Regions from separate parts of the Mus musculus genome. Here all the other regions are linked to region 3. Evidence: chromatin loops called from intact Hi-C (ENCODE). Cell type or tissue: heart. All regions are shown on one strand. Each heading gives the region's core, and the rest is flanking DNA. Links, peaks and the distances in the headings are about the cores only.

Region 1 (10,434 bases), core at 1,091-9,090, 51 kb after region 3:
CTAGCTAGGGGGCTTTTAACAGCTAGCTGAGGAATTGGGAGGAGTTGGGAGGAGGGTTGGGAGGAGTTGGGAGGAGTTGGCTACAGCTCCTTTCTGGTGGGGGGGGGTGGGGGGGTGGGGGGGAGAGGGGGAATGAGCTGCCAGCCTCCTCTCCTGCGTCTATCTCTGTGCTCTTGTAGGTCTTCCTACAATTATCGCATCTCTGGCTGTAAGGCATAGAAACAAAAATGCTTTTTGCTGGCTATAGAGAACAAAGAGCTTCTTCCTAGCTGTATTTTTAAAGATCAGGGAAAACAAGCTTGGGGAAATGTTTTAGGGGCTCTACCTTTCAGGAAGAAATGCTCTAAGCCGGGTCTCACAGTAGTCTGCTTTTGGAGGGAAGCTGTAAGAGGAGGAGGTTCCGGGGTTGGTAGTGAAGAAGCCAGGGAAGGCTTGGACACCAGGACATCCGTGTATGTCACAAAGATCTTGGAAATAATGGCTAGTGATGTAGTTCGTGGTGTCTCAAGCATTTCTTCTCTTAAATTCCAGAATGAAGAGCTGCGAAACTTATCACTTTCTGGCCATGTTGGATTTGACAGTCTGCCCGACCAGCTGGTCAACAAATCCACTTCTCAAGGATTCTGTTTCAACATCCTGTGCGTGGGTAAGTGACGGTCGCACCTGTTGCAGAGAAGGGGACATGATGGTTGTGGGAAGGAGGGTGATTGTTTATTACCTTTGCCTCCAGTGGAGCAAGCTAATAATCATGGCTGTCCCTGGGAGGCACCCCTGTGAAGAGTCGAGCTATATTTGATAAGCGCTTTGTAGTTTTGTGGTGTTATTCAAATTGTCTTCATTTCTGTTCTGTGGTCACGCATGCAACTGGCCAGTCTTATACTGTCATGAAAACATTTGTCTTAATTTTTCATGGAGAAGGGGAGCTGGACCTTAGTTAGACTATAGGAAATGGAAGGAACTCAGGTATGTACTGTAAAAGCATCCAAAAACCTTCAAGCCAGTGCTTCTCAACCTGTGAGTCCTCACCTCTTTGGGGGGCTGGAGGGGTCATCTGATCCTTTTATAGTAGTCACCTAAGCCCATTGGAAACATCAGATATTTATTATGATTCCTAACAATAGTAAAATTACAGCTATGAAGTAGCAACAAAAAATAGTTTTATGGTTGGGGGGGGTCACCATTGCATGAGGAACTGTGTTAAATGGTCGCAGCATTAGGAAGGTTGAGAACCGCTGCTTTAAGCAGTGTGTTCCTCAAGTCTCTAATCTCTTACTGTAAATGCAACTTCCCCTGGGAGCCTTCTAAAGACTCATCAAAGCAAGAAGAGTTAAAATGACTTTTGACACTTCAGTAAGCCTTCGCTCTCAGGACAGAAGCAAAATCCAGGCTTCTATCTCTATCTGACCTGGTGTTCTTCAACTGGGATCAAAATTTAACTTTGTTTTATTCCTTAAAGAGATCTGACTTGCTCCCTCCATAGGTCTTATTCACGTGGTCCTCTTCCCAGTGAGTGTCCTGCTATAACCCAGGTCACCTCTAGCCTGGGGGTAACGGTGGGGGGCGACTTCCTTCCTCTCTTCAGATGCATTCATCTTAAATTAAGAAGGGAAAGGTAGAAAACGGCTGACAAACTTGAAAAATCAAAGTAATAAATCTGTTATCTTGATTAAAAGTATTCCTGAAACCCCTGTCACTTTGCAGAGCAGTGAGCTGGTCTGCGCTGGTGTTTTTGTTGTCACAGGCTCCTTGGCATATTCTTCATGACGTCACGTTGAGACACAGGGAAGCATTTCACCGTATGACACCTCCCTATTCCCCCTACCCTACTTTTCCCTACCCCCAACCCCTCACCCCCAGTCTAAACCCGACAGAGTGTATTAGACTGACAAATTGGAAGGCTTTGCCCTCAGCATGAGGAGCAGGTAGGGAGCAGATGCCTTTCTTCTTCAGGAGCCTGTCAACATGTAGCTGGCATGCAAGACACATGAAAGTCAATAGTGTAGCATGTGACAATCTGCCAGTGGCCTGGGCCAGCTTGTTCTCTGGCACCGTGTTTTAAGCCTTGGAAAGGAGAATGGCGGGAGAGACCTGGCCAAAGCAGCCGCCTCCTGGTCTCCCTGTGTGCAAGCCTTTTGATATGGAACAAGTTACAGGCCCTCCCGAGTTACAGTTGGTTCTACAGAGTTGTACTTTTGGTATGTGCTCACTGCAAAGCTGGGCAGTTCTTCCTCAGTGTAGCAGTTTGCTGATTTTGTATTGGAAAGTGTACTAAATTATAACTCCGGGCCAATTACTGTTCTGACTTCTCTCCTAAGCCTCCCAGGCTCTCTCCAAAATCGGCTTCATGAGTTGATCTGAGATCTGCGCTTTGTCTCCTGCACCGTAGTGGAGAGCTAGCCCATGGGACAGGGTATGATCTAACTGGGTACATGGCATGCATGGCTCGGTGACTGAGCCCTCATGGTAAAATAGCATTGTTTTGATGTAGGTTGGATTTTCTTGTATTAATGGTCTCCTGTTAGATTTAGAAAAAGTATCTGCCTTGCTTCCTGTCCTGGATAAGTAGTAGTACCGTGATTCATACCTGAGCAGTTGTATCTATTCCTAAGTTCAGCATTTCAAAGTAATTAACATAGCACGTGCTTATTATTGAAAGTTATAAACCTTGGACCTGAATCTTACTCACAGATAACCCCAGGATGCTTCTAGGATGCTTTCCACCTCTTTGTCTGTTAAGAAATTCAGTCTGGTAGCTTGTATCACAACCAGGGTGTATCCCCTTCCAGTTGTGTAGGCAGAACTCGGCATGGGTCTGTAGGTGGCCTTCTCCTTAGGGAGCATAAATCCATTACTTTTTATAATTGCAGAGGATGCCCGCACCCTTAGTTCCTGGACCCTTTCCCTCATTTTCAGTGCAACCAAAGCCTTTATTTGATTATCGTTCTTACAATAGGAAGTTCTTTTTCAGAGACTTGGAGAAATCCAACTTAAGTGTAGCTAGGATTGCCTTCCCCCAGGGTAGGGTCAGAAAATAGCATATTAAATAATACAATTAAGAACAACTGGCTGGGGCTGGAGAGAGATGGCTCAACCATTAAGAGCGGTGGCTGTCCTCTAGAGAACACAGGTTCGATTCCTAGCACCCACATGGCAGCTCACAACCATCTGTAACTAACATTTGCATAGACACACATACAGGAAAAATACCAGTTCACTGGCTCCAGGGCTGGGGACATGGCTCGGTGAGCAAGCACACTTGCTAAGTAAGTGTGAGGACCTGAGTTCAGATCTCTAGGGCCTCTGTATAAGCTGGGTGCATCATGCACCTCTTTGAGATGGAGCTGGAGCTGGAGGCAGGACCTTGGGGGACAGCTGGTCTGGCAGACACAGTCAGAAAACAAGAGACCCTGTCTCCAATGAAAGGCCACGGCTTTCACACCCAGGTGCTCTTACACACACACACACACACACACACACACACACACACACACACACACACACAGCGGGTTCCCAAGATGCAAGCATGAGTTCAAAACACTGCCCACTTCATGGTGTTGCTTGCTACTGCTGGCTTATTTGTGTTTGGACATTTCCTTTCCAGCAGTCTGGCCTCCAGAAATTACCAGCAGGGAAAGAACAAGCCATTCCCTGACACAGATCACTGAATACCACAGATTTTTCTGAGTGTGGTTCCCATCCTGTCTGGGAGTGGAGGTCAGTGTACTCCAAAACACAAGGGGCTCCCTGCAGGAAAGAAGACCTTCTCAGAAGGGAGCTTGGGGACAGATAAGGACAGATAAGGACCGATCGCAGGAGCATAGGTGTCTGGGGGTGTGATTTACACAAAGGACCATGCTGTTTCTGGCCTTTAATATTTTTGCTCTATAGTAAATCCTGGATATCCTTCCAAGGTAGGGTATGCAATTCTCCCAGTTTCCTTTGGAGTCTCTATAATTTGGCTGTGGTTTGAGTCTGTCCTCCTAAGAGTTCATATCTTGGGTCCTAGCCTTGGTGCAAGTCCTGAGACATTGTGGGACCTTTAAGAATGGTGTGTCTGTGAGAGGAGCTTAGGTTTTGTCTACAGAAGGGATTAAAGTGGTTCTTCTGGGTCTCTGATTCTGATCTGAGAGGGCAGTGATGGAGGTTTATTCTGGCCATCCCCCAGCCTCTGGCTTCTTGTCTGACCATGAGCTTTCTTATGTGTTCCTCATCCATGTTATCAGATCTTACGAGTCTCCATCCCACCCTTTCCCCGGAAAGGCTGGAAACAGCTCATCAGTTAAAATGAGTGAAAATCAAGTTGACCCCAGAACCAAAGGGGAAGCCCAAGTTAGAATCAGAACTCGAGGCCTGTTGTCAGACTTGTCTGCAACAGTTGTCATATTATGTGCCAAACACAAATTAAAAGTTTAGTGTGTGACAGATTTATTAAGTTAAAAAACAGAAATAATTACCTCAGACAAAACTCACCCAAGAAAATTTCATATGTATTTTTCAGAAAAGGGGCACTGGTGGACGTTGTGGTTAGAGTTTGGGAGTGAGTGTTCCTGAATACAATCAGAGGCAACAGCACAGTGTGTCACGTGGCCTTTTAAATCCCCTGGCAGGCTGGCACTATGATGCCAAGGCATGTTTCATCAAAGGCCAGTGTGTGAGGAGTAATGATGTAGCTTTCAGCTGTCTGGTTACCAGCACTGTCCAAGAATAAACTGTGCTCTTTAAAGGAGGCCAGCAGACCCCTGTGCGCAGCTTCGCACCTAAGTAGCTAGGTTGGGGACTTAGAGTGAATGGTCCAACTCAGGCTTCTGTCTGATCCATCTGTAGCTCTGGCTGTGTTTAACATCCACCCGAGAGCCGGGGGCTGGAGTGAGCCTGAGAGTAAACAGAAGGGTAGGAATACTTCCCTCCCCTTCCTCATTAGCAGGAACCACAGAAACAGGAGCTGCAGAGAGCACTCCACCAGTGTCTTCAGTGACTGCCGAAGCTATGAGCTCAGGGTGATGAATTGATGACAGAACGTCAACACAAGGTACAGGCCACCGAAGTGGCAAGTCTCTGTCATTCGATCAGTTACACGGCCAGCCGTTTTGACTTTCTGTTGTCATTAACAAGTGCCTCCCCTGTGCCTGGTGCTTTGCTGTGAGTTTGAAATGGTGTAGTGTTGGTGTCAGACACCAATTTTCTGAAGATGCCATTAGTTAATCAGCATGCAAGCAAAACACTCAGACACACCAAATAAAAATAAATCTTTTTTTCTTCTTCTTCTTCTTAAAAACCAACAACAAAGGAGTGGGGAAAAGACATGTTTTTGCTTGGGAGGAACTTCAAGGTATAGACAGGGCCTTGCAGTCAAAGTTTACCAGTGGTTCTCAACTTGTGGGTCACAACCCCTTTGCATATCATATTTTACGTTATAATTCATAACTGTAAAATTACAGTTACAAATCAGCATGCAAGCAAAACACTCAGACACACCAAATAAAAATAAATCTTTTTTTCTTCTTCTTCTTCTTAAAAACCAACAACAAAGGAGTGGGGAAAAGACATGTTTTTGCTTGGGAGGAACTTCAAGGTATAGACAGGGCCTTGCAGTCAAAGTTTACCAGTGGTTCTCAACTTGTGGGTCACAACCCCTTTGCATATCATATTTTACGTTATAATTCATAACTGTAAAATTACAGTTACAAAGTAGCAACAAGAATAATTTTATGGTTGGGGGGTGTCACTGCCACATGAGGAACTATATTAAAGGGTCTCAGTATTAGGAAGGTTGAGAACCACTGGTTTAGACAGACGATTCAAAGGCTCATGCCCTGAAAATCTCCCCTTTGTCAGGCATGGTGGTGTGGGCCTCTCAGCCTTACACATGGGAGGCAGAGGCAGAAGATCTTAAGTTTGAGGCTTACCTGGGCTACATTATGAGTTCAAGACCATCCTAGGCTACAAGGCAAGCAAACAATCAAACAAAAGGAATAGCCAGGTGTGGTGTACATGGCTTGGTTCCCAGTACCCTGTGAGTTCAAGGACAGCCAGGGCTGCACAGTGAGACTCTGTCTCAGAAATAAAGATAAACAGAAGATGGCTAAAGAACAGCAAATGAAGGAGTTGGCATGCAGCCGAGTGATTAAATACTTGTGTAGCTTAAATAGGACTCCAGACCTGCAAAGAAGACAAAACCCCCTGGGTTTTCTGTGGCCCCTTCTACCTCCAGCTTCCCAGTTTCCCACTGCCGGCGTTTGGTGAATCACACCAGCCTCCAGCTGTGTAGCCGTGTCTAATTACAGCTCTCAAAAGCACAGACCTGGAAAGCAAAATACACGGAAATTTGGAAGAAAGTGGGTTTTTTTTTTCAACCAGTTGATTAACTCTGTACTATAAGTAGGGTCCAGAATCCTAATTGTTCACAGTTTCTACCTTAATATAAACCATCATTAGGCACAACTGTGTCTTTTTAAAAAGATGACTGCTGGTGTTCCCAATCCACACGCGCTTAAGTGATTCCCATCCAGTAAAAGGAGGTGGTGTTTCAGTCTCAGCCTAGCATCCTTGCCTTGTAAATGCAAGTTTTATTGCTGTCCCTGGGGAAAGATGAGAGAAATAGGTCACTCTCCTGACAATCTTTGGCACAGTGGAAACTTCTGGGGGCTGGGGGACACTGCTTGCCTCTTGGCCAATGTCCTGTAAGGACAGTTTTCCGAGAACCAAGTGGTCCCCGTGCATCGTGTGCTCACAGTCACCGCCATCAGCAGGCTGTCTGCCTACCAGAGTCCTAGGCTCCCAAGGGAAGACTCCTCTTTCTTATCTCTGTCCATCAGACAGTAATTTTGTTTTGCTCATAGCTAATCTGTGTGAAGATGAGTCTTGGCTGTGTGCTTGGGAAGGGCCGCTCTTTAGGAAGCCAACTGACTTATATTATTTTTATACTGGTGTGTGTGTGTGTGTGTGTGTGTGTGTGTGTGTGTGTGTGTGTGTGACATACGCATGCACGTATATTCAGGAAAGTAAGAAAGCTCAAACTTAGTCTCAACTTCTCTCCAGCCAGATGCAGAGCCATCTGGAATGACACTCAGGTCATATCTGAGGTTTGAGCTGCCACCCGCTGTGTGCATTTACCCTGAAATCCCCACACTCAAATGCTGCCTTTATAACTCAGTTTCCAGTGCCTAGCCCCTTTGTACTGATCTCTTCTCCTCTCCCATATTCCCAGCTAGTGCTTGGTCCCCACAGCTTCCTTGTGCTCACAACCTTCCCTCTGTCATCATCTCAGCCCGTTTACTTCTCTCTGTACACTGTTCCTTATGCCATGACAGTGTGCTGCTGATGGTCTCTCAGTCAGAGAAGTTCCACATGGATGGCTCTCCTGTGTAGCATCACAGCAGCCAGGCCTCTGCGCTTGCCTTTGGGTAAGAGGTGAAGCTGTAGGCCAGTTTTCTGTGGAGACTCCCACAGGGAGGTCACAGGGGAAAAGGTGTGGTCTTGCTCTTAAGAAGAATGGCCAGGCACCAGAAAGAATGGCAGGCACCTCAATTGCACCCTTCAACCAGAGTCTGATTGGTATTCGGTTCTGTTCTAGACCAGATTCAACGATACGAGAGAACACCGTATCAACCTAGTTCATTGTTGTGCTTTCTGAAGTTGGCACAGGGCAGTGTTCATAGTAGGCACTGGAAAAATACTGGCTGGTTGAGGGCTGATAGAGGAGGAAACTCTATGATCTTAGATATATCAGGGACACAATGGGAAAGGTTAAAGGGTAACAGAAATGTGCTTGAACAATGTTTATTGAAGAAATGAATCAAAGCCTAAGTGGCAAACCGCATCAGACCGTTCATCAGAATGAGCCCAAACCCAGAAAGCCCCCTACCCACTTTGACATTGTGTTGGGAAGCAAGGATTATACTAATATAAAGTTCTAATCACTCCGTTTTGTCCACCTAGTGAGAAAATTGCCTTAAGGCTGCAGGTTGCAGAATCCCTCCTTTCCCTTGGGGCTGAAAAGTGAATGCCTCTTGCCTTCAGCTCTTCCAAGAACACTGTCAGGTCAGGGCCAGGATTTGCTGAAGGGGACTGATATGTGTTGACACATTTAATTGATCTAAGAGGACATTTTGCTGATGACATTAAAAAGGAGCACTTTCTGGCCAGTTACCTTGAGTTTACCCTCCTCCTCTTGATAATCATGTCTGCACTCAACCACACCACCAGAGACAGGGACCCAGCAGATGAACCAGGGTTATGGGAGACTTATGTGTGGTCCTAGGCTGAAGGCTCAGAATCTTCAACACATCCTGGCTTCACGTTCGAGCTGCCTGGTTGGACTGATACTGTTGTTTTGCTGTCCTTCCCTCTGCTTTGTGCATCTGAGGAGCCTGTGTCTTGACTTGAAATATCACTGTGAATCAGTCAAGTCATTGCTTCGAGTCCCGTTTCAAATATCGAAAATGTGAGCTGTGAAATTAAAAAACTATTAAGTCTTTGTTATCTTTGTTATGTTTGTCATCTCTGCTCTACAGAGGAGAGGGGAAGGGGGGAATGGGGGAAGGGGAGGAGGAGAGAGACCGAGACAGACAGAGGTTTGGCAAAGACGCCTAGCCATAGCTGTAACAGAGAGTTGGAGTGAATCTAAACCCTAGGCCCATGTAAACTAGGTTAAAACCCTGGCTCTGCCATTTTACATTGTGACCTTAAATAAGATATTTAGGAGCCTAAATGCTGTGTCTGCCAAGTGCAGTGAAACTACAATGCCTAGGGGAGGAGGGTGCAGGGAGTGTTAATGAGAGACTAAGTAAGTAGAGCCTCCTATCTTGGGCCTGGCACAAAGTAAGCACTTAGCAAGTTTAGTGGTTATTGTTATCACAGTGATGTTTTGAAATATACAAATCTTTTTAAACATTAAATCCACTAATGTATTTTTCTCTAAGTAATACACTTTACAGATTGAGTTAGTAGAGAGAGAGAGAGTTTTTATCCTTGCGGTATACAAAGTAGCCATGGGGAGACTCACAGGTACTGGCTACCTAAGGGTTAAAAATGTCTCCTCCCCCCACACTGCATTCTAGTGATCAAGCTCAGGGCTTGTGTGCCAGGCATGTGTTCTGCCAATGAGCTGTATGTATTTTCAGCTATTTCTTTTTATTTTGAGGCAGAGCCTCACTAAGTTTTCAATGTGTAACCCTCCTGCCACAGCCTCCTGAGTTGTGGCGAGAGCAGGCTTGCACCGCTAGGCCCGGCTGTGAGAAAACAGCCCTATCTGTAAGTTCAAGCCCCACTTCTACCGAATTCCTCATATTGAATTTAGAGACCATTCTAAGAAGTGTTCCCTAGATCATCCAGAGAAAGAATTACGGCATTTACAGTGAAATTTCCCCGTTATGTTGTCTTTCCGTTCATGTTGACCAGATATCCGGTCGGTCATATTGCCCTCCCCGCTTTTTAACCTGGCTTTGACTTTTCTTTTGTGGTTATATAGGTGAGACAGGTATTGGCAAATCCACATTGATGGACACTTTATTCAACACCAAATTTGAAAGTGACCCAGCTACTCACAACGAGCCAGGCGTCCGGTTAAAAGCCAGAAGCTATGAACTCCAGGAAAGCAACGTACGGCTGAAGCTAACAATCGTTGACACAGTGGGATTTGGAGACCAGATTAATAAAGATGACAGGTACGTCCTAACAGTTTTGTAGCTCTAGAAATGGGCTAGGAGGTAGGAAGCTCTATCTCAAGAAGGCTCCATCCCAGGTCAATTCCGAGGCCTTAAGACTTTGGGCACAGAATTACCAAATTGTGTGTGAATAGCAACTAGGAAGGTTAGTTGAGCCTAATGAGGAATTTAGCCCAATTGGATGCATTAAAATTTTCTCTACAGAGGCAGTATTACCTAATTATGTAATTTATGCTATAAAATCCTGTGTGTGTATGGGAAAACAACTCCTTTCTTTCTTTCTTTCTTTCTTTCTTTCTTTCTTTCTTTCTTTCTTTCTTTCTTTCTTCAAGATTTATTTATTTTATGTATATGAGTGCAGTGTAGCTGTCTTCAGACACACCAAAAGAGGACATTGGCTCCCTTTACAGATGGTTGTGAGCCACCATGTGGTTGCTGGGAATTGAACTCAGGACCTCTGGAAGAGCAATCAGTGCTCTTAACCTCTGAGCCATCTCTTCAGCCCCAGAGGATAACTCTTAATTAAAAAAGTAAAATATCTTAAAAGCATTTTGGCACAGTGGTTTTTGAATACAGATCGAGGTTGCCCGATACCAGTGGATTTTTATGTAATCATAAAATCTGGCTCTAATTCATCACATAAGCTGGAAGCTATATTGTAGAATACTATAATTAGTTTTTATTTTGTAAAACACATGGCCCACAGCACATAAATGTGGCTCTTCATGGTTTGCCTCTCCTTGAAGGAAGCTGTTAATTCTTAAAGCTT
Region 2 (10,434 bases), core at 1,666-9,665, 68 kb before region 3:
TAGGGTTTTACTGCTGGGAACAGACGCCGTGACCAAGGCAACTCTTATAAGGACAACAGTTATTTGGGGCTGGCTTACAGGTTCAGAGGTTCAGTCCATTATCATCAAGGATGGAACATGGCAGCATCCAGGCAGGCATTGTGTAGGCAGAGCTGAGATTTCTACATCTTCCTCTGACGGCTGCTATCAGAATACTGCCTTGCAGGCAGCTAGGATGAGGGTCTTAAAGCCCACACCCACAGTGACACACCTACTCCAACAGGACCACACCTTCTAATAGTGCCACTCCCTGGGTGGAGCACATACAAAGTACCACACAGCTCATTTTCTACTTCTTATTCTGTATTCTGTCCAAGACTCCAGCCCAGGGAATGTAGCCACCGCAGTTAAGGGTGGTTCCTCCCTCCTCTGTTCGTCTAATCTAGCAAATCTCTCACAGGCATGCCCAGAGGCTCGTCTCCTCTAGGTGATTCTAGAGCCTGTCGTGTTGACATTACAAACTGTATCTTGGCATTAGGTGTGCCAGGAAGCCAGGCAAGCAACAGGCAAGCAGCTGCCTCTTTGGTAAAGGCCGTGGGAGAGTCAGGTCTGGAAGAAGCAGTGATTCTCAGATCTCAGGCACCTCTGATCACTGCAGACCACAGATCAAGCCTGTGGCCCAGTATCTCGGGTTCATCCCTCTAGACAGCTGACATGTTTGCTCAGCTTGCAGAAGAGCCAGCTGAGATGGTTTCATGTGTGTTTTGATTCCCTCCCCTCACAGAATGGGTTGCTTTTTATGAGAAGTAAGCAGTGTGTGAGGACATTTCTAGGAAGTATGAGTCACTCTAGATAGGAGACACAGCACAGTGGGACACTTGGGGGACAGGATTGGAACACAAGGGCCAACTCTCAAGGTTGATCTGAACCCCTTCAAGGGATCCCTGCCAAATTGATTCTACCACGGACTGTGGTACTGAAGGACTGGATGCAGCAGCTGTCACAACCACAGGACACTGAGTGCCTGTAGCCTTCAATCAGCATTCATCGTAGCAAAGATAATTAACTGCAGCTTAAAGGAGTCGAGTCCCTGGGATCTCCTTCTTAGCCTCACACCAGCTTGAGATCAGTCGCCCTCAAGTGGGATCAGATCCCACTTTGTTCTGCCACCCGATTTCCCAGAATGCCTCAGTACAGTTTGCCACTTTCCTTTCTGACAAAATCCTGGTCATCTGTGCCAGCTTCCTCAAGAGAAGAGGGATTCCTTTCTCCCATGGGAGGCTGCCCTTTGGTCATTCTCAGAAGTCAATAGGACCAAGACATCAGCCCTTAGGAGCCTGTGACAGGAGGGTCAGAAGTGGGGAGCTAACCTGGGCTACATACTATCTCAAAAAGGCTTTTCTTAATCCATTCGCCACCTATTGGTCTAGACCTGCTTGTTTTAAGAAGTGAATAACCATTTTTGGCTGTTAGTAAGTTCATTTGTTTCTGGCCAATTGCAGTAGGGTAGTGTGGCTTAGGCAGGGAAGCAGCAGATGCTAAGTTCCAGGGTTAGAAGAGAAATGTTATTGAGGGAAAACAAGGTACCAAAGACAAAGGGACAATCTATTATTATTATTATTATTTATTTTATGTATATGAGTACACTACAACTACAGTTGTCTTCACACACGTCAGAAGAGGGCATGAGATCCTATTACAGATGTTTGTGAGCCACCATGTGGTTACTGAGAATTGAACTCAGGACCTTTGGACAAGCTGCCAGTGCCATGTCTTCAGCCCCGCAAAGGGACAATCTTAATGGAAATCTAATGCAGAAGAACTTTAGATACCTGACCCTAAGGAAGACACACAACAGTCCAAAGAGGCCAAGGGGCAAGAACAAGGGTAGACCCCAGAATCTAGAGCCTGGGCTAAAGGTCAGAGGTTGAGGGGGAAGGGTGCCAAGTTCTGCTTCCTGTTGTTTTTCCCAGGTAAATTGAAAAATTGCTATGTAATCGGGCTGTCTGTGGTGGTTCATGCCTCTAATCCCAGTATCTCAGGATGCTGAGGCGGGAAAGATTATGCAGAGTGCAAGTCCAGCCTGGGCTACATACAGTACAGAATGAACTCCAGGTCAACCTGGGCTACCCTACCTCAAAAAAGAAAAGAGAAAGGAAAACCATGTAATAAATGGTCTGCTTATTTAATGGATATCAAGGAGCAGTAAATAATTACTGACATTGGATGCCTTCGCATGGAAACTTCTAGGCGATCCCAAGGAGATAAAATTCAAGACAGAACAAACTGCTAACCTTGTGCACCTTGATGTTTGTGCACAGAACCGGACAGACTCGCAGCCTCTGTGGCGCCTCCTTTATTCTCAAGGTATTTTTTACGTGTTTCATTTCTGGTTGGAAATACCCAGGCTTACAGAAAAGTGGCGGATTTGTCTCTACTTTAGCTTTCCCAGATGCTTGTACTCTAGCTCAAGACAGTTTCTCTCTCTCTCTCTCCCAGTATGCGTTCCCTGGACTGCTGAAGTGTACCTTATAGATAGAGTGTGTTCACCCTGCGCATGCCATTGCATGGTGCTCAAAAGCCAGGACTTTACTCTCGTAAACCAAGGGAGAATTATCAAAATCAAGGATCAAGCATGAACAGACTGGCATGTTCACCTACAGCTCTCCCTCAGCGTTTGGCCCTTGTCCCACTAAGGTCCTGCATTCTGGGGCAGGCAGGTCAGGGCTCCAAACCCCAGATGTGCAGCCATTGGCTGGGAGAGCATGGTGTGCTGGCTGTGGCGGGTTACACAGCTGGGGCTGTCAATCATGTAGCAAGAGATGTAACTGATGCATTTCCATGGTTGTCATACGTTTTCAGGGGCTGGAGAGATGTTCAGTGGTTAAGAGCACATGCCCTTCTTGCAGAGGACCCAGAACCCACAGGGGAGCCCACAACCGCCTGTATCTCCAGCATTAAAGAATCCAATGCCCTCATCTGGCCTCCATAGGCTCTGCATGTAAACAGCACACATGGATTATGGAAAAGTGGCAAAAGGCCATCCAGCAGTCCCCTCCCCTCTCCGGAAGTTAGGAAACACAAACTTTGATTCAGCTAAGCCTCTGGAAGGTGGGTTTCCTGTTAACTGGCTAGGAACTTTTCTGGCCTAACCCTCTAAGCACAGAAATGCTGTGTGCAGGTGTGCCCACGCAGACACCAGAACAAAAACAAAAAGGAAGAAAACATGACTTTTCCTTCTCTCCTTAGCAATGCATTATATTTTTATCACTTATTTATTTGGGTGGTTTTTAATAGACATGACACCTCTCTTTAACAATTCTCACAGGATCATAGAATTGTAGAGCTGCAAGAAATCTGAGCGATGATCTCATCTAACCTCCCTACACACATGTAATTTAAAGAACTGTGTTCACACATAACAGAAGAAGCTATGAAAAGGAGGAGAGTGGCCTGGGGGAAAGTAGGCAAATACCCTACAGTTATCCCCCACCTGTTCACTGTGTGAACAGTCTAAATGGGTGTCCATCAGTGTACCCAGTAAAGGATGCTTCCTACAGTACCTTCAGCAGTCAGTCATCAAACTGTGTCTGTGAGAGAGAGAGAGAAAGAGTGTGTGTGTGTGCATGAAAGGAGTGTGTATATATGTATGTCATATGAGTGTGCCTGTGAATGTGTGTGTGAGAGTGTGCATGTGAGTGTGTATGTATGTGTGAGAGAGTGTGTGTGTGAGTGTGAGTGGGTATGTGAATGTGTATGTGAGTGCATGCATGTGAGTGTGTAAGTATATGTGAGAGAGTGTGTGTGAGAGAGCATATGTATGTATGTATATGAGTATGAGTGTATGTGTGTATGTGTGTGTGAGAGTTGTGTATGTATATGAGTATGAGTGTATGTGTGTATGTGTGTGTGAGAGTTGTGTATGTATGTATGAGTTTGTGTGAGTGTATGCATGTGGGTGTTTATGTATGTGTGAGAGAGTGTATATATGTGAATATGAGTGTGTATGTGAATGTGTGTGTGTGCATGTGTGAGTGTATGTATGTGTGAGAATGTATATATGTGAATATGAGTGTGTGTGAATGTGTGTATGTGAATGTGTATGATGTGTGTGAGTGTGTGTGTGTATGTGTGTGTATGTGAGAATAAGTTGGTAGCTGAATGTGTGTGTGAGTGTGTGCATATGTGTATGTATGTGTGAGAGAGTGTGAGTATGAGAGTGTGTGTGTATGTGAGTATGAGTGTGTGTGTGTATGAGTATATGTGTGAGTATGAGCGTGTGTGTGTGTGTGTGTGAGTATGAGTGTGTGTGTATGTGTGTGTACATGTGTATGTGTTATGGAACATCTCTTTTAGAGCCTGGTACTTTTAAGGCAAGCACTGCATTAAGCAGCACTGCCAGCCCGTCTTCAGTGCAATGTTCACTTTTCAATGTTAGAACTGTACACTGTGGTGGGAAGAAGCAAACTCTTCGGTGTCAGCCTTAGTGGATTTTCTTAGAGCCCCCAGCCCCTGCTAAGAGTGGGAGCTAGTGATCTGCCCTTTTGTTTGTTCTTGGAGGGTTTTGTTTTTGTTTTTGTTTTTTTGTTTTTTTGTTTTTTTTTGGTTTGTTTGCTTGTTTCTTTGATTTTTTTCTTTGATCCTTTGATTCATTCTTTGTTTGAATCTTTCCTTCTTTGCAGTGATAAGGATTGAACCTCAGGCCCCTCACATTCCTGCCTTCTACCCGTGAGGTGTACCTTAGTCCATGAGTTGTCCTTTCTTTGCCTTAGGAGGCTAATATGGCAGCGCACACCTGCATTTGGGAAGTGGAGTCAAGAGGGTGGGAGTTCCCGGGAGATCAGGCTTGGCTACATAGTGAGTGTGAGCACAGCCTGGGGTAGGAGGCCCTGTCTTAAAAAACAGAGAGGAAACAAATTAAGCCAAGTGTGGTGTGGTGGTATACATCTTTAATCCTCGCACTTGGGAGGCAGAAGCAGAGGCAGCCTGATCTACATAGTGAGTTCAGGGCTATGGAGAGGGACCTTAAGAAAGCAAGCAAGCAAACAAACAAAAACAACAGAAGAATGCTTATAGGAGTCCCTACTTCCTAAGGGACTTGTGACAACTTGGAGATACCAGCCTTCTTTCTTTTACTACAGTGTGACAATTACTAAGGAGGTCATGTGCAATGGTTACACCATTTTGAGGACGTGTGGACTATAACTTGAACTGCATTTGTGGGCCTTGGGTACCCGAGGGTTAATGAACTTTGCACTCAGCTTTTCCCTGAATCTGACTGGGGCGCCAGCACACATGCCTTTGCATTCTGGGCAGGAGACGAGGCCTCAGATCTTTGGAGACCTTTGAACCTAAAATTGCAGCAGAGGGAGGGTGATTTACTCAAAGGCTTTATTCATGTTGCCACAGACACGGATCCTTTCTGTAGCTTCCCTGTGTGGAGTTACTGTTTCTCAGCAGATCCGATCTGTGGGGGCTCTCAGGAGCATCTCACACTCTCAAGTCAGGGCCTGCAGCTCTCTGTGAAGCTCCTCTTGTCAGGGATGCAGAGCTGTTCCCTAAAGACCATAGGAAGTACTCTACACCTTAAAAGGGAAAGCTTTTTTGGGTCTGTGCCCACCGGAGTTGTTCCATGCCAGAAAGCAACAGAAATGAATTCCAGCTGTCCAAGAGCCCAGAAAAACTACCACCTTGAAGCAGATCCTGAAGGACTCGTTCCAGAGTTGGGAGGGAGATAGCTCAGTGGCAGAGTGCATGCTTACTAAGCACATGGCCCTGGGTTTGATCTCTCGAACTGTGAATGAGTGAGTGAATGGATGATAAACTAACTTACCCCAAGGAACACTCAGCAACAGAAATCAACTCAACAGTGGAAAAGTTATCCTATGAATAGACTCTGAGGTCAACACTGAAAGCAACGAATAAAGCCAACCTCCCACTCACACTCTCCCAAAGTAACTGTGCTCGGACTATCTGCTCTGTGCGCTGCTGTTCTTGACAGGTTGGAAGGGCACACATACTGGTGATCTTTAAAGACAGTGGAATAGAATTCTGCAGGAAAGTCCTAGTCCATCTGAAAAAGAGCTTTTTAAATTTTAAAAATTTTATGTATATGAGTACACTGTAGCTGTACAGATGGTTGTGAGCCTTCATGTGGTTGTTAGGAATTGAATTTAGGACCTCTTCTCGCTCCGGTCAACCCTGCTTGCTCCAGTGTTCAAGTCAGCCTGCTTGCTCAGTCCCTGCTCGCTCCAGCCCAAAGATTTATTTATTATTATTATATATAAGTACACTGTAGCTGTCTTCAGACACACCAGAAAAGGGCATCAGATTTCATTACAGGTGGTTGTGAGCCTCCATGTGGTTGCTGGGATTTGAACTCAGGACCCTCAGAAGAGCAGTCAATGCTTTTACCCACTGAGCCATCTCGCCAGTCTTGAAAAAGAGTCTCATCAGCAGTCCACAGTAAGCCACTAACACTGGTTAGTCACTGTCAACTTGATACAAATTGGAGATCCGTGGGAAGAGCCACCCTTAATCTAGGGATTGGCCCCATCAGACTGGCCTGTGGCACATTTCTGGGTTAATGGTTGATGTTCAAGGTCCTGGTGCAATGGAGGCCATGCCATCCTTGGAAAGGCGGTCCTGGGTTGTATAAGAAAACAAACTGAGGAAGCCACACACACCAGCAAGAAACATTCCTTCATGACCTCTGCTTCCGTTCCTGCCTGGAGTTCCAGTTCTGGCTTCCCTCCACTGTGGACTCTAGCCTGTAAGCCACCTAAGCTCTTCCCCAAGTTGTTTTTGGTCAGTGAATTATCAAAGCAACAGTAAAGCAAACGAGGACCTGAAGTATAAACAGGATATTTCTGGAAATCAAACAGGTCCCTTGTTTGTGTTTATTAAGTGGGAATTAAGAATGCTTTAATAGATTAATTGCACTTCCCCACAGTGTAAGAATGACACACATATTGAAAACATTACCACAACTCTTCCAGTCCCACTCCCAGCCCTCAGACACCCAGAGGACACAATGCAAATACCCAGGAATCACTCCAGTCTGTAAATTATCTGCTGTGTAATTGTAGTCAAGTGACCTTCGTGCCCTTTGCTCAGAGCCTTGATTTATCTGCATTCCTCAGGAAAGGGAGAGAGGGGAGCCATTCTAGCTCTTTCTCGCTTGACCTTGGTGAGAGAAAGGGCACTCAGGAATCTGCTTCTGAAGGGTAGACCATTGTATACTTTCACCAACCATAGCATGGAGTAACACTGTAAGATAGACCAAAGAACCAGGGTAGACTTGGGAGAGCTGGAGGAACCCAGCCTCTGCACAGATGGGCAGAGCCACAACAGCTGCCCAGCATAGTGGCTCTGCATGTGTGTGACGTGCTATGTACAGTTCTCAGAGGAAAGCTTACAATCTGCAGTTTTTCCCCAAGTGGAGTGAGAGACACTCAGAGACATGAATCTGCTCATAGGAAGTGAGAGAGCAGGGTGACATGGGAGTTAAGTGCACGAGAAACATTGGCTAAAGTGTCACAGCCCAATGTCAGAACACTTTCACTTACCCTCCTCCTGCCCTGGCTCCCCGGCTCAGTAGCCTGGAGGGCAATCCTCTGAAATCCAGCAGGCAAGCAGCCCACAGAGGAGCAAAGCAAGATTGCGACCCCCCCAAAAGGACACCTCCATTTATTGAATTGTGAAGTTCCCCGGAGAACTGGGCTCTAAACCCTTGTCTTTGAGTTGACTCAAAGCAGCCTGTCCCCGGGAACGTTGTCAAAAACAATCCAGAGCACAGCTGGCTGAGGGAGCGATTACAGCCAGAAGCTGACCAGAAAACTAAGGAGAAGCTAGGGAAGGGAATGCTGGAGGAGGCTTTAAGACATTCTAACGTGACTCTGGAAATCTGTGGGTTGCAAGTGATAGGTCTTTGTATCATGCCCAGACAAGTCTTAAATGAGTAGAAAGGCATCCTGCACTGATGGGCTGCAAGGTGTAGTATTAAGACAATGTTTCCTAAGCCGTTGACAGGTTCAGGGCAACACCTACCCAAATCCCCCTCCCTTGCTCTTAAGTCCGTTCTTTGATCCATATAGAAGTACAGCAGACCCTGAAGCTCCACAGCATTTTTGAAAAAGAAAATTACAACTTGACATACATTTCTCAGTTTTAAATACAGTCACCTACAGTAATCGATTCAGTGGATCCCAGCCTAAGAACAGACAGGTCAATGGAATCCGACCGAGTCCAGAAAGGAACTGCTGCGTCTGTGTTTAGTGATTTCAACAGCACGCTGACACAACTCAGTGGGCAAAAGAATGGCTTCTTCCAGTGTGTTGCTCAGGCATGGTGGTTCATGCCAGTAGCCCAAGATCAACCTGAGATTAACCCCTCAAATTGGGCTGAAGAAATAGAGCTTACAGAGGACCTGGGTTGGGTTCCTAAGCACCCACATGGGAGCTCCCCACTATACCCCTCTCCCATTCATTCACATGTCTTGGGCTTTCTTGCGACTCAGAGCTTCTGACAGTCTCTCACTAGACTCAGCCCCAGCTCAAACTTAGGAAAAAAAAAAAAATAGGAAGTTGGCTGCAGTGGCATTTGCCCATGGTCCAGACACTGGGGGGATGGGGGCAGGAGGATCAGACGCTCAGGGTCATCTTGGGCTACACAGCAAGTTTGGTACATCCTGGGCTACACGAGACCATGTCTCAGCAACTGAATTTTGGTAGGGCATTCATTCAGTCATTTTATCCCCATATCATAACAAGTTTTATACCTGGCAGCGTTACTGGATCATACAACAACCATATTTTTTATGAAAATGTTCCCAACAGTTTTCTCTCATGGATAATCTTATTGGTCCCTGAGATAGTTCAAACAGACCATTTCTAACCTTAAAGTGGTCACTCTCTCAACTCCTGTTTAGACATTAAGAAATCTTCCCTGACCTTCCATTCTAAACCAAATGTACCTAGGCTGTGGGGCAGACAGTACCATGTCACACCCACCACGATACTTTTTGGTGCCGGGCTTACCCTCTTGCTCAGACTGCGCTGTGGAGAGGGGAGTGTGTGTCTTATTCTCTGGCTCAAGGATGAATGTCTGAAAGGCACTGGTGAGAAACTGACACTGACTGAATCCCAGCCTGCTTTCCATTTGAACAGCAAACATTCCATGCTTCAGACAAAGTCTTTGTAAATCAATTTATGGAGTCACTGAAGAATGGCATGTAGTATGTATATATACATATATCTATGCATGCAACACAATTATTCATGCTGATCATTTTAGTGAAAAAAACATGTACTTAGCATAAATAAATATATATAACTAGCATAAACAAGTATATATTTATGTATATATTATGAATATATATATAATACTGATTGAGACTCATTGTTTACTCCTGGAACTCTAGATAGAGTAGGTCAGCCTCAGTCCCATAGAAATCCAGCCAACTCTGTGCAGGGATACTGGGGATAAAGTCATGCACACAATCTCATGTGTGTGTGTGTCTGTGTGTGTGTGTGTGTGTCTGTGTATGTGTGACTCCTTTGATCTATTAATCATTTTTTTGTTTGTTTGTTTCTTTCGAGACAGGGTTTCTCTGTGTAGCCCTGGCTGTCCTGGAATTCATTCTGTAGACCAGGCTGGCCTCGAACTCAGAAATTCGCCTGTCTCTGCCTCCCAAGTGCTGGGATTAAAGGCATGTGCCACCATGCCCAGCAATCATTTTATTATTAGAACTGAACTGAATTCCAATGTATAATTTTGAGTTTAGTGTCATTTTTCTATTGACTCAATGTTTGTGTAAAAATTATAAAAAATGTATTAACCTTTACTTATATGACACACACATACACACAAGGGAGGAATAGTTTATTTGGCTCATGGTTTCAGAGCTTTCTGTGGTGGGAAAGAGGCTAGAGTCCAAGTATAACCCTCAAAGACATGTCTCCCTCCCTATGACCTACTTGCTTCAGCTAGGCCTCATCTAAAGTTTTCAGACATCCCAAAACAGTAGCACCAACTGTGGACCAAGTGTTCAACATCCAAGCCCTTGGGGGACGTTTCAGACTTGGATCACCACAGAGGCAGGTGCCATGTTTAACCATATCCATCCTTTCTGCTGTCTATCTCTTTCCAACTCCTGTAACCCCCTTTCCTTCCCTAGAAGTCTGCCTTCTTCTCAAGCCATCTCCCCTCTCTCCCTACATATATGAGCAAAATGTGTTCCACTTTCCTTCCTGCATCTGGTTAATTTCACATAACATAACATAACATAACATAACATAACATAACATAACATAACATAACATAACATAATTCCTGTTTCACCCACCTCTTGCAAATGACATTCTTCATTATAACTAAATAAAGCTCCACTGTTGACACAGGCACCTAAGCTGATTCTATATTTTGGCTATCAAACAGTGACACTGTCTGACACAC
Region 3 (10,434 bases), core at 1,459-9,458:
GTAAATCAGTGAAACAAGGCCAGAGGCCCACACTCATCCTAATGTGTGAGAGCAAGTTAATCACTAAGGTGTCATTATTATTATTGCCTCTGATGAATGAATTTTTGACAAAGGTACAAAAGGAATTCAGTGGTGGGAGATGGGGGACAGGGGCAGGGCAGGGGGAGACTTTCCTACATATGATGAAGAAAGAAATGCAAATGCCAAACCCATTCTTACCTTGTATTATATACAAAATAACAACAAAAAATACAGACTTAATTTTTACATTTAATTAATTAATTAATTAATTAATTTGTGTGTGTGTGTGTGTGTGTGTGTGTACCACAGCACACATACAGAATTCAGAAGGCAACCTGCAGGAGTTGGTTGCTTCTACATGAGTCCTAAGGGGCACACTCCAGTTGACAGGCTTCACAGCAAGAGCCTTTATCTGCAGAGCCATCCCTCCATCCCTAGACTTAAAACTCAACAGCCAGGCATGGTGGTACACACCTAAAGCCGTGGCAGATGGGAGGTGGAGGCAGGAGGTTTTTGAGTTCTAGGCCAATCTCAATAACCAAACAACAATAACCATACAACATAAAACTCCTGAAAACTATGAGAGATCTAGAAAATAGCAATGAATGTGGCAAAGGCTCTTTAAAGAGAAAACTAAAACCAAGGCATCATTCATAGAGAAAAAAAAATAACAGAAAAAAATCTCTGCTTGTGACTGTTAAGAAAAGGAAATGCCAAGCCTTGGACAGTGTATTTGTAAAGAACACACCTGTTAGAGGGCTTGTATCAGACATCTGTGATGATTCTCAGAGCTCAGGAAAACCCAATTTAAAAGCCCAAGGGAAAGCCAATCATGATAGCACATGATTGCAATTTCAGCACTCCAGTCAGAGAGAGGAATATTTTCACAATTTCAAGGTCAGTCTGTCTGATTAGGCCACTCGTGGCTATATAGTGAAACCTTGTCTCAAAACCAGAAAAACCAGCCAACTAACCCCCAAAACTCATGAGAGACAAGAGACACATTATGTAAGAAATTGTGTGTTTGGCAAATGGATGCTGAACATCACCTGGGATGAAGGAAATGTATACTAAAGCCACCCAAGGGAACAGCATACCTACTGGGATGGCTAAAACCTAAAAGACCAAGTACATGGAGTGTGGCTGGAGAGCGAGCAGGGAGTGCTTGCTTCCTGCATTGCAGGGAGCCTTACTGCATTACCATCTCAGAAGCAAAGCCTGTGCTTCTTAGCTGTCTTCCTTCGCCTCCTCCCCACTAACAATGAGCTGCCTGTGTCTAGACTCAGATGTATAAGTGGAGTCATAGGATGAGTGCTCTTTTGAGACTTTCCCCTTTCACATAGCATAATGTTTGAAAGATCCATTCATGTACTATGTGATTAGTACTTTCCCCATTTATGGCAAAATAAATACTCTACTGTATGGATATATCGTATATTATCCGTTCATCAGTTGGCAGGGTTATTTCCACTGTTTGGCTATAGTGTTGAACCCTGTGAATGCCATTGTACACACTGCTGTGTGGCTTGTGTTTTCCTTTCTCTTGGGTATCTACTGAGGAGTGACATTTCTAGTTCATAGTGTAACTGGGCTTAATTATCTGAGAACCATCAATGTCTGTAATGTCAGGACGACAATGTCATTCCTATCAACAGTATAGGAAGCTTTCAGGTTCTTTAATCTTCACCAACACACTATTATTTGAACCCCTGTGGTTTTTGTTGTTTGTTTTTGAGACAGAGACTCTCTACATAGACCTGGCTGTCTTAGAGCTCATTTATGTAAACCAGGCTAGCCTTGAACTCATAGAGATCTGCTTGCTTTTGGTTCCTCAATGCTGGGTTTGCCACCATGCCCAGTGGTCTTTGAGTTATAGCTGTCCTAATGGGTGTGAACTGTCACCTAGTTGATGGTTTTCCTTGCATTTCTATTTCCTTGGAAGTTTACTCACCCCATTCAGTGGTGCAGCAGACAGGGATCTGGTTTTGGATCGTAACTCTATCCCATTAACAGGTTTCTCTTGTATCTATGCTACTTTGGCTCCTGCTTTGTGGTCAAGGTTGAAGCCAGCACTGTGAGTCTTGGAACTTGTTGCTGTTTTGGGTCTCTGGATGTCCACAGGAACGGTGTACCCCAATCATCAGTTTTTAGCAACAAGTTGGTTGAGTTGCTGAAAAGGACTGTGTGGAATCTGTACATCAGTTTGAAGACTCTGTCATCTTACCTCTGCTATGTTTTTCAATGCACATGAATAGTTTTTCATTTGGATTCATAAATTGAGGTGGGGGGGCTGGAGATTTAGCTCATTATATAATGTTTGCCTGACAAATCCTACGCAAGACCTTGGGCCCAATTCCCAGTATTTCATTAAAATTTGTTTTCAGAAATATTTTTGCATGTCTTTAAAACCATTCCCTTAAGTTCTTTATTCACTTTGCTTTGAATAGAAATGAAATTGTTTTCTAAATTTGATTTTTGTATTGTCCTTTGCAAATGTGTACAGATACAATTGTTCTTTGAGTATTGATCTTGTATCCTATACAACCTTGCTGAGTGCATTTATTAGTTTTAAAGGTGTGTTAGTGGCCTTAAGATTTTCTTTATAAAGTTCAGGCCATTTTTGAGTAGAAATAGTTTTAAGTTTTCTTTTATTATTTGCATGCATTTAAAATGTTTTTAAGAAACATCTTCACATAATGTTGCAGAAAGAGCTTTGTTCTCTAAATGGTATGTAGTTAAGGTTTCTAACTTCCTGTTCTCTCTCTCGCTCTTCTTCTTTTCTTTTCTTTTCTTTTCTTTTGACAGGACCTCACTATGTAGCCCTGGTTGTTTTGAGGAACTGGCTATATAGACCAGGCTGGGATGTAAGGTCTGTTACCATGCCCAGCATCCCGGTTTCTTACCTTATCCTCTTGTATCTGTATTGTGTCTTTCTCATTGTATCTGTTTTGTGTCTTTCTCATTGTATCTATTTTGTCTTTCTTATTGTATCTGTTTTGTGTTTTTCACATTGTATCTGTTTTGTTTCTTAATGTATTTCTCATTGTATCTGTTTGTTATTGTTCCCATTGTATATTTTGTACTTTCTTAATGCATCAAAGCACTCTTACATTAGATTTTTTAAAGGAAAGGGGAAAGATACAGAAACAACCTAGATAACTTACCTAAAAAACTTAGAATGAGTAAACCTAGAATGCAAAGGTTTTGTTTTTACTTAACTCCAGAATTAAATTTAACAGTGTCACCTCTCTGAGTGTAGATCATGTGATCTCTTGAGGGCACTAAGGGAACGAAATTAAGGGCCTGATGGATGTTGTATTTTCAGGAACCTTTAATAAGAGACAGTTACTTTCTACCAAGGTGCAAGATTCACTTGGAAAATCTCTCCAAATAATCAGGGGTCCCACTAAGAAGGGGCACTGATCTTACACGAGGAACAATGTTAAACATTCATCATATATCTTTTCTGAAATGAAAAATTGAAATCACTTCTAGGCTTACTAACCCCTTGGGCTTGTCACTGCCCTTAGGATCAAGTACTAAATTCTGTCTATGGAAATAATTGATTATCCATAGCCTTAGTCCCAAGTTCCATCTCCACTCAACATTTATAGAATATGTAAACATGTATTGATCATTCAACTTTATTGAATATTGCAAATGTTGCTCAAATTCCTCCCTAGGGGAGGCATTAGCAGCATCTACCCTTCCTCCTAAGGTCCACAGACAAACCGAGGCACCACGCAACCGAAGTTCACTCTGGAAAGCAGTGAGTTCATTGGACTTCCTTGGATCACAGGTGAGGGGTTACTTAGTGAAGGGTAAGTGCTCTTTTCTTAGAGGCCACACTGAAAACTAACATGACCCAGCAGGGATGAAGGCTTTCCACTAGTCACACAGATGGATCCCCACTCTCCTAGCTTCTCAGCCTATATACACTCTAGCCTTTCCTGGAGGCCACATGCAAGGAAGGCAGATGCACATAGAAAGCGTGGTAGTAAGTGACTGGATACCCAGTGTGGGGCTCCTGAGCCTCACTCCCCTCTCTGAGTGAGATAAACAGTCAGTAGCCACAGCTGGGATGTTCATTTGCACCAAGATGACAGTTGTTTGGCTTGGAGGACAGTCCTGTTCAACATGTACGGTGTGTGCTAGAAGCCAAAAGGCAAGAACTCTTGAGTTCATAGTCTATTGAGAGATGAATATTACTATGACAACCTCTTAACGGCCTGGTTCATCTGCAACAATGGCTGGGGTGAAAGTAAGTCACAGTTCCTGCCTGTTGTCATCTGAGGTTATATATAGCACCGGGCCTCTCCTTTTAATCTTAAAAGGTTTAAGTTTGAATAAGAAATTATTCGCACCCCCACCCCCCACCCCCAACCGAAGAACAAGAAAGCACTGCATTAGAGTCACAGAGGAAAGGTAATTCTTGTTTTTGAGAGCTCTTGCGGAGCACTCGAGTGACATCTTACAAACTCGACACTGTGTAACGGTGTAAATGAGGTCCCTATTCTCAAAAGACATCTTCTCTATAGAACAGGGAGTAATCAGAACAAGTTAGTGCTGTTCAGGTCTGAGTGAGCCAGAATCTGGCTTTACATCAGAGCCTTCCTCTTTCAACACACTCTTCCCTAGGTTCCACCGCCAAGGGTGGAATTCACTCTAGGCAGCTTCTAGCTCCTCACTCACCTACCAGAGCAGCCCAGCATCAGATCAGCTACTGGTGAACCAGTGCTAGTCACTTACCCTCAGCCAAAGACTGGACAGAGAGCATCTGAATCCCGTAGCCAAAAGTGGGTTCCCAGAAACTTGGATGTTTGAAGTCTCAGGTATGACTCTCAGATGCCCGCCCTAGTTCTCCCCCCACGCCCCTGCCCCGTGGGCGCGTTCATGTGGGCTAAATACAGCCCTTCCCTTGCCTCTTCCCCTGCGCTTCAAGTCACCTACTTTCCTCAACTCACGTGAGTAGCTATCCTCACGTGATCGTGGGTCTACCATGCGTGGACACCCACAGCGCATTACACTTCTCCCTGTTAAGCCTATGTCAGATGTATGTACAAGGACCCCGCCATTTCGCCTGCCACTCAGACACTGTAATTATTCCAACATCTGCTGGGGGTGGGGGTGGGGGGAAGTCCTTCTTAGTGGTGGAGGAGCCCTCCCAGTTCCCTGTGCTGTGAGTCGCACCCACTTGTCACCCGCTTCTCGCCTTCGCTGTGCACCACACCCCGCAGCCAGGATTGAGCTTGCACGCCTCCGGGCCCTGGGTCATCCGGTCTGTCTCCGGGATCCAATATCACGTCCACTGACCTCTTCGCACCAGTAACCTCTCCAGTGTGACACGGTGGGAAAAGCTCTGGAGCAAGCTCACAAACGGCTTAATTTTTCCAGCGAGCACTCAAGTTTTTTTAATTAATTAATTAATTTCCCTGTCCCCAGCAGCGGTGGTTGGGTCGTTCACGACTAGGTCCTCTTTTTCTGGAAAAGCGGTCCCCAGCCCGGCCGCACACCACAGCGACGGCTTCCAGCAGCTGGTTTAGTCTCCTTTCTGATGGAAGGCCCAGCAGACCGGCAATTCTTTCCTCGTGGGGCGCGCTCGGCCCTAGTAAGTTACCCACCGCACCTTCTAAGAGGGCTCCTCCGGGTGGGGCGTGTCACCAGGTCAATTTTCCAGAGGTACAACCTCTGCACCCTGCGGTCCCCTAGCCTCCCTGCCCCACCCCATAGCAGCCCCAGGTGCCGGCTCCGCGCAGCGCGTGGCAGCTCGGGGTTGGGACCTCCGCGCCTAGGCTTTTACGCGGACCCCAGCACGTGTTGCAACAGGGGGAGTGTCGGGCAGTGTCCCGGCACAGGACGCTTTAATGGGACGGAAGAAAGCCACAGGAAGGAAGGTGGCTGACTTCAAAGCGTATCATCTTATCAGCTGACCAGGATCACGGTTCACCTGCTGCGTTCGTCTGCTCGGCTGGGGCTGGGGATCTCTCTGCACCCCCGTCCCGGGGCAGCTAATGGTCGAGTCCAGGCGGGAGGCCATGTTGCTGGAATAAAGCGGGCGGGGCGGCGCGGGCGAGCAGATGCGGCTGGAGGCGCGCGGGAGCCGGGCGCGAGCAGGGCGCAGCCGCGAGGGAGGCGCGGGGGAGGCCAGCGGGAGCCGGAGCACCAGCAGCAGCCAGTGTCGGTAAAGAGCAGCCAGAGCCACAGTCGCGATGGCCGTGGCGGTGGGGAGACCGAGTGTGAGTACTGGGGCCTCACTTCTCTAGCGTGCTGATCCCGGGGCGCCGGGTGGTCTCCGCTTCGGGGCGCGTGCGGGTGGAGACTTGCGGGGATCAGGAGGGGGGCTCTGGGTGGTGGCTGTTGGGGGCTGTGGGTGTGTGCATGAATTTGGGCGCGCGTCTGGGGCGGAGGGGAGCTTGGGGAGCCCGCAGGCTCAGAGCCTACCTGATGCAACATTAGATCGCTTTGGCGCGCCCCTGTTTCGGGGATGTGGGAAGAAAAGGACCCTTCTGTGAGGCGCCCTTAGAAGAGATTGCTTGAGCTGCTGCTTTCCCCAGCTACCTCTCTCTCACGGCGCACAAGGCTTAGCTGGTGACAGAGGAGGAAGGCGCTGACTGAGGAGGGTTTCCTCGCGGTTCTCTCGCGCCCTGGGGGCGATCCGGGCATGAGAATTGGGTGCTGAAGCGCTGTGTCACACGGCCGTAGAAGCGGGTCAAAGGGGTGGGATTTCCGTGGTGGTTTACTCCCCCCCCCCCCGGGTGCATTGTGAAATTCCGGACACCCTCAGGCGCCCACCCGGGTGACCCGGGCCCTGCCCAGGATGTGGACAAAGCCCTAGGCACACACACACACACACACACACAAAGTTTTCAAAGGGCTCCCTTTCGGGGTGGGTGGAAGTCCTGAAATACTCTGCGGCTGGCAGGCCGGGGGCGGCAGTAGTGAATACGGGGCTCCGGGAAGAGGAAGGGAGGGTGCGTGCCTGGAGAAGTGTCCCAGCACCCGAAGTCAGAGAGGGGATGCTCTGGGCTGGGGTACGCGCCACGGGCTGTGCCTCTGGGAGTGTAGGCTCTGGGTTTCCAACTCCGGCAGCCAGCTAGAGCGAGTAGGACTTTGAGGATGTAGTTTAGGGTCTGCTCTCTAGCCTAGGGTGAAAAGGAGGGAAGGGGCGGTGGCGGCAGTGGCCGCCTTTCCTTTTTATTGAAAGGAGCCAAGCCCAGTGGGAAAGGCGGAGTCCTCTTCTCTCGGGTTTTCTTTGTCAACGTTCATTGCCCACTTTTGCCTGGTCTGCCCTGGGGGCGACTCCGGGGGAGTCCTTCCCTGGCTAGTACCCCATCTTTTTTTTTTAAATTTTCCCTTTCGAACTTTGCAGCTAGCTTCAGGTGGTGGCCTGACATTTTGCAGATACAGAGAAAAGTCTTAGATGTTGAAAGCTGCCAAACCCCAGATGCTGAGTCTCTTGGCTCTCCCCACTTACATCTCTACACACACACACACACACCCTTCTGCACCCCCTGAGGAGTCTTAGCCCAGCAGGAAGTTCATGGGGTCACTGCAACATTACCTCAATTTGATGGTTTTGCTGCAGTTTGAGGTTCTTTGAAAGACTTTTCCCCCCCACAATCAGAAAATGTTCCCTGGTCATCATTAAGTGTTTGTGTGGGTCTTTTTAGACCTTTCAAACTCTGTTAAATGACACATTCTTAAGAATTTTGGCTTCCTCTTCAAAACACAAATTATGCCCTTGTTGATTGGTGCGAGGCTGTCCTTACTGAGGGGATTTGCTTAGTCTCTGGGCTGACCTCTTTATTACTATGGTAAGGAAATCAAGGTTAACTCTTGGCCTTATTTTTCAGGGCACAGATTCAAAGAACTAAAATAACAATGTATGTTTTAGAAGCCTCTGCAAGTGTCTGGGAACCCACTTATCCTGTGTAGGGGGTGGTCCCCCCCCCCCCCCCCCAGTAACACCTATCGCCAGTGCATTCTTGAGGGCTGGGGGAGGTGGTCGGAATAATTTGCTGCACATTTCCAATAAATTAGTAAGTTCATCTATGTCAATTAAATAGGAACAATATGTGAGTTTGAGATTTAGCTGTGTGGCTGTAATTATATCCAACTCCGTGTCTGCCCGCCATATGTGAGCTTACAACCACAGAGTCCTTCCTTGTGCAGGACCTTTCGTTCAGATAGTAGGGGAGGGGAGGTTCTGAAGGCATGTGGATACAGAGAAGATCCCTTCTTTATGCAAATTCTCTGTCGTCACTGCAATTAAGATGGAATTACTTAAAACCTGAACATAAGACACTGGTTCCCCAGTCGTAGGAGTGGTCAGGAATGGACTCTGAAGTCGGATAAGACTTTGGGGAGACTGCAGAGCGTGGTCAGACTGTTTCAGTTTGTTCTCTGGAATATGGAATTGGTGTGCTCAGAACAACTCCCGTGAATGCAGAAGAGTCCCCAAGCCCAGCTCCTAGATGGCTGTGCTGCCTCTGTAATGTTGACATTTTTCTACCTCTCCAATCCTTCTATCTGCTCTGTGGTTTGGACAAAAGACCGAAAGGGGATGGGGAAAAAGAAAGAGGTACTATGAAGTGGACTTATTCATGAATGGAGTTCCCTTTAGTTCTTTAGAAGTCATATAAAAAAAAAAAAAAAAGAAAAAGAAAAAAAGAAAAAACCAAAAAAACCAAAAAACAGAGTTGTTGAGGAAGACATAAATCTTTCTTCTGTCTGTACAAACCACTGCTCCCATCCAGAGAAAAAGAATGTAATCCGAGGAAGGTGCTCTCAGTTTTAGACATTGTAGGGTGACATTTGCTGTGAGTAAAAAGTCAGATTTAACAAACAGAGGTACTTGTATATAAATGTCTGGGTTTTTGTGGTGGTTTTATACCATGTTGTGAATTGAATCCAGGGCTTGTGTTTCTTGCTCAGCCTACCACTGAGCTACACCCAGTTCATCAGATGCTGTGTTTTCTGTATCATGAAATGTATATAATCAGTTACAAATGCTTACCTTTCATGACTAGATTCATACCTCTCTTCAGTAGAGAGATACATTGTTAGTGACCAGGCAAAAGGTGTAGGTTTAATGTGGTACTGTTTGTTCCATATTTAATCTGCATCCCTAGCTTGTCCCATGTCCCCACTGGCCTTGGGCCTTGTCCCCGAGAAGGCCCCAGAGCATAGGTGCTGTTTCCAGAGTGTACCTAGTTTAGCAAGAGTGCTCCTCTCTGATTGATATGTCTCCATTTTGGATGGGTTAGTATTTCTGTATCCATATCCTGACACAGCTGTTGATTTCGAACAATGTGTGGTAATTACTCTACTTGGGAATCAGGCTTTAGGTAGATGAACAGTCTCTCTTAGAGCACGGCATTTATGGTACAGAGTCTAGGAACCGAAGAGAACTTTAGGAATGTTACAGTGTTGTCACTCCCTCCATGCAGAAGCATCTTACTATTTTTTTCCTGACAAAGGGCCTGTTTCAACTTTCCTAGTGGTGTAAATGGCCTGTGATGTCCTTCAAGGAATTGGTTTCATTGCCCTTTCATCCACTGTACTAAAAGAAATGGAAAAGCAAGTTACTTGCCTGTCCACTTGGTACCACAATTGGTTGTTTGCCCACTTAGTAGTAGTGCTGAGGACCTGCTTTGTGTCAGTTTCAGTCCTCGGGTTAGGGATCTGCTGTGGACAGTAAGCTCCCTTCTGACCTGCAGCAGTGGTTTATTTACATATGTATTCTTAAAAAAAAGATTCAAAATCCTCCTGTATTTATGGTGACAGACTTCTATGGAATTTTTAAACAAGGGAGACAGAAAGCCTGTTGGTGACAATGGTTGGGGCTCAGGTAGCCTTTTTTTCTGAGTCACTTCAGACAGTTTTTACTAAAGATACACTCCTGGAGAGATGGGGTTTGTGTGCGAGGAATTAGTGACATCAGATCCTGTTTTCTTTTGTTCTAAGTTGAATCATTTCTGGGATTTGAAAATGTGACAGCAGACGGAGGGATCTGGATTGGTGAGTCTGGTGAAAGGTTAACACAGCTGGAAAAGTTCCGGGCTGAGCCATCAAAACAGTGCCTGGGCTCTGTGGCTGGGATGTAGTCTAACAGAAACCAAATATCTCCTTAGCGAGTGCTGTGACCTCTGTGCCGAGAAGCAAAGGGTCAGGATTAAGAACCAGGAGACCAGTTTAAAGTACAGTAGTAACACTCCCTTTAAAACTGTCTGAGAACCAAATAATTTCCTTAAAAAAGATCTTACATGACCTGTACCAGTGTGTCTGTACTGTTGTGGGAGTCAGACTCAAGAAATTCGTTAGGGAGCGGAACACACCATACGAACCACTGTCAGGTGACAGGTGCCGGTGGTCACTATTTCCGTTAGCCTCTAGAGGCTTACTTCAGCAAGC

Evidence for each region. Peaks named below come from ENCODE experiments on the same cell type or tissue, not always from the same donor. Only the 100,000 strongest peaks of a DNase experiment are listed, where the experiment ranks them.
Region 1: it touches region 3 in a loop (4-fold over the local background); 14 of 42 quality-filtered maps call a loop at or near these places.
Region 2: a loop joins it to region 3, with 1.9 times the contacts of the local background. A loop is called at or near these places in 3 of 42 quality-filtered maps.

The regions. Positions count from the first base shown.
Region 1 is chr5:93,138,918-93,149,351 of GRCm38, forward strand. It overlaps Septin11 (septin 11), which reads left to right. Exons shown (of 10, transcript NM_001009818.2): 2 at 532-646; 3 at 9,470-9,665. Among named protein-coding and RNA genes, the nearest start is that of Septin11, 51 kb to the left of the region's middle. In heart, for the core only: no CTCF peak of the experiment used is centred there; DNase peaks (open chromatin) are centred at 2,054 and 3,594; H3K27ac peaks cover 814 bases.
Region 2 is chr5:93,019,556-93,029,989 of GRCm38, forward strand. No RefSeq gene overlaps it. Among named protein-coding and RNA genes, the nearest start is that of Gm25521, 12 kb to the left of the region's middle. In heart, for the core only: no CTCF peak of the experiment used is centred there; DNase peaks (open chromatin) are centred at 5,606 and 7,716; H3K27ac peaks cover 3,122 bases.
Region 3 is chr5:93,087,341-93,097,774 of GRCm38, forward strand. Septin11 (septin 11) reads left to right here and starts at 6,076. Exons shown (of 10, transcript NM_001009818.2): 1 at 6,076-6,257. The coding sequence starts at 6,231. In heart, for the core only: a CTCF peak has its summit at 5,576; DNase peaks (open chromatin) are centred at 5,241, 5,791, 6,111, 6,851 and 1 weaker place; H3K4me3 peaks cover 4,673 bases; H3K27ac peaks cover 3,322 bases.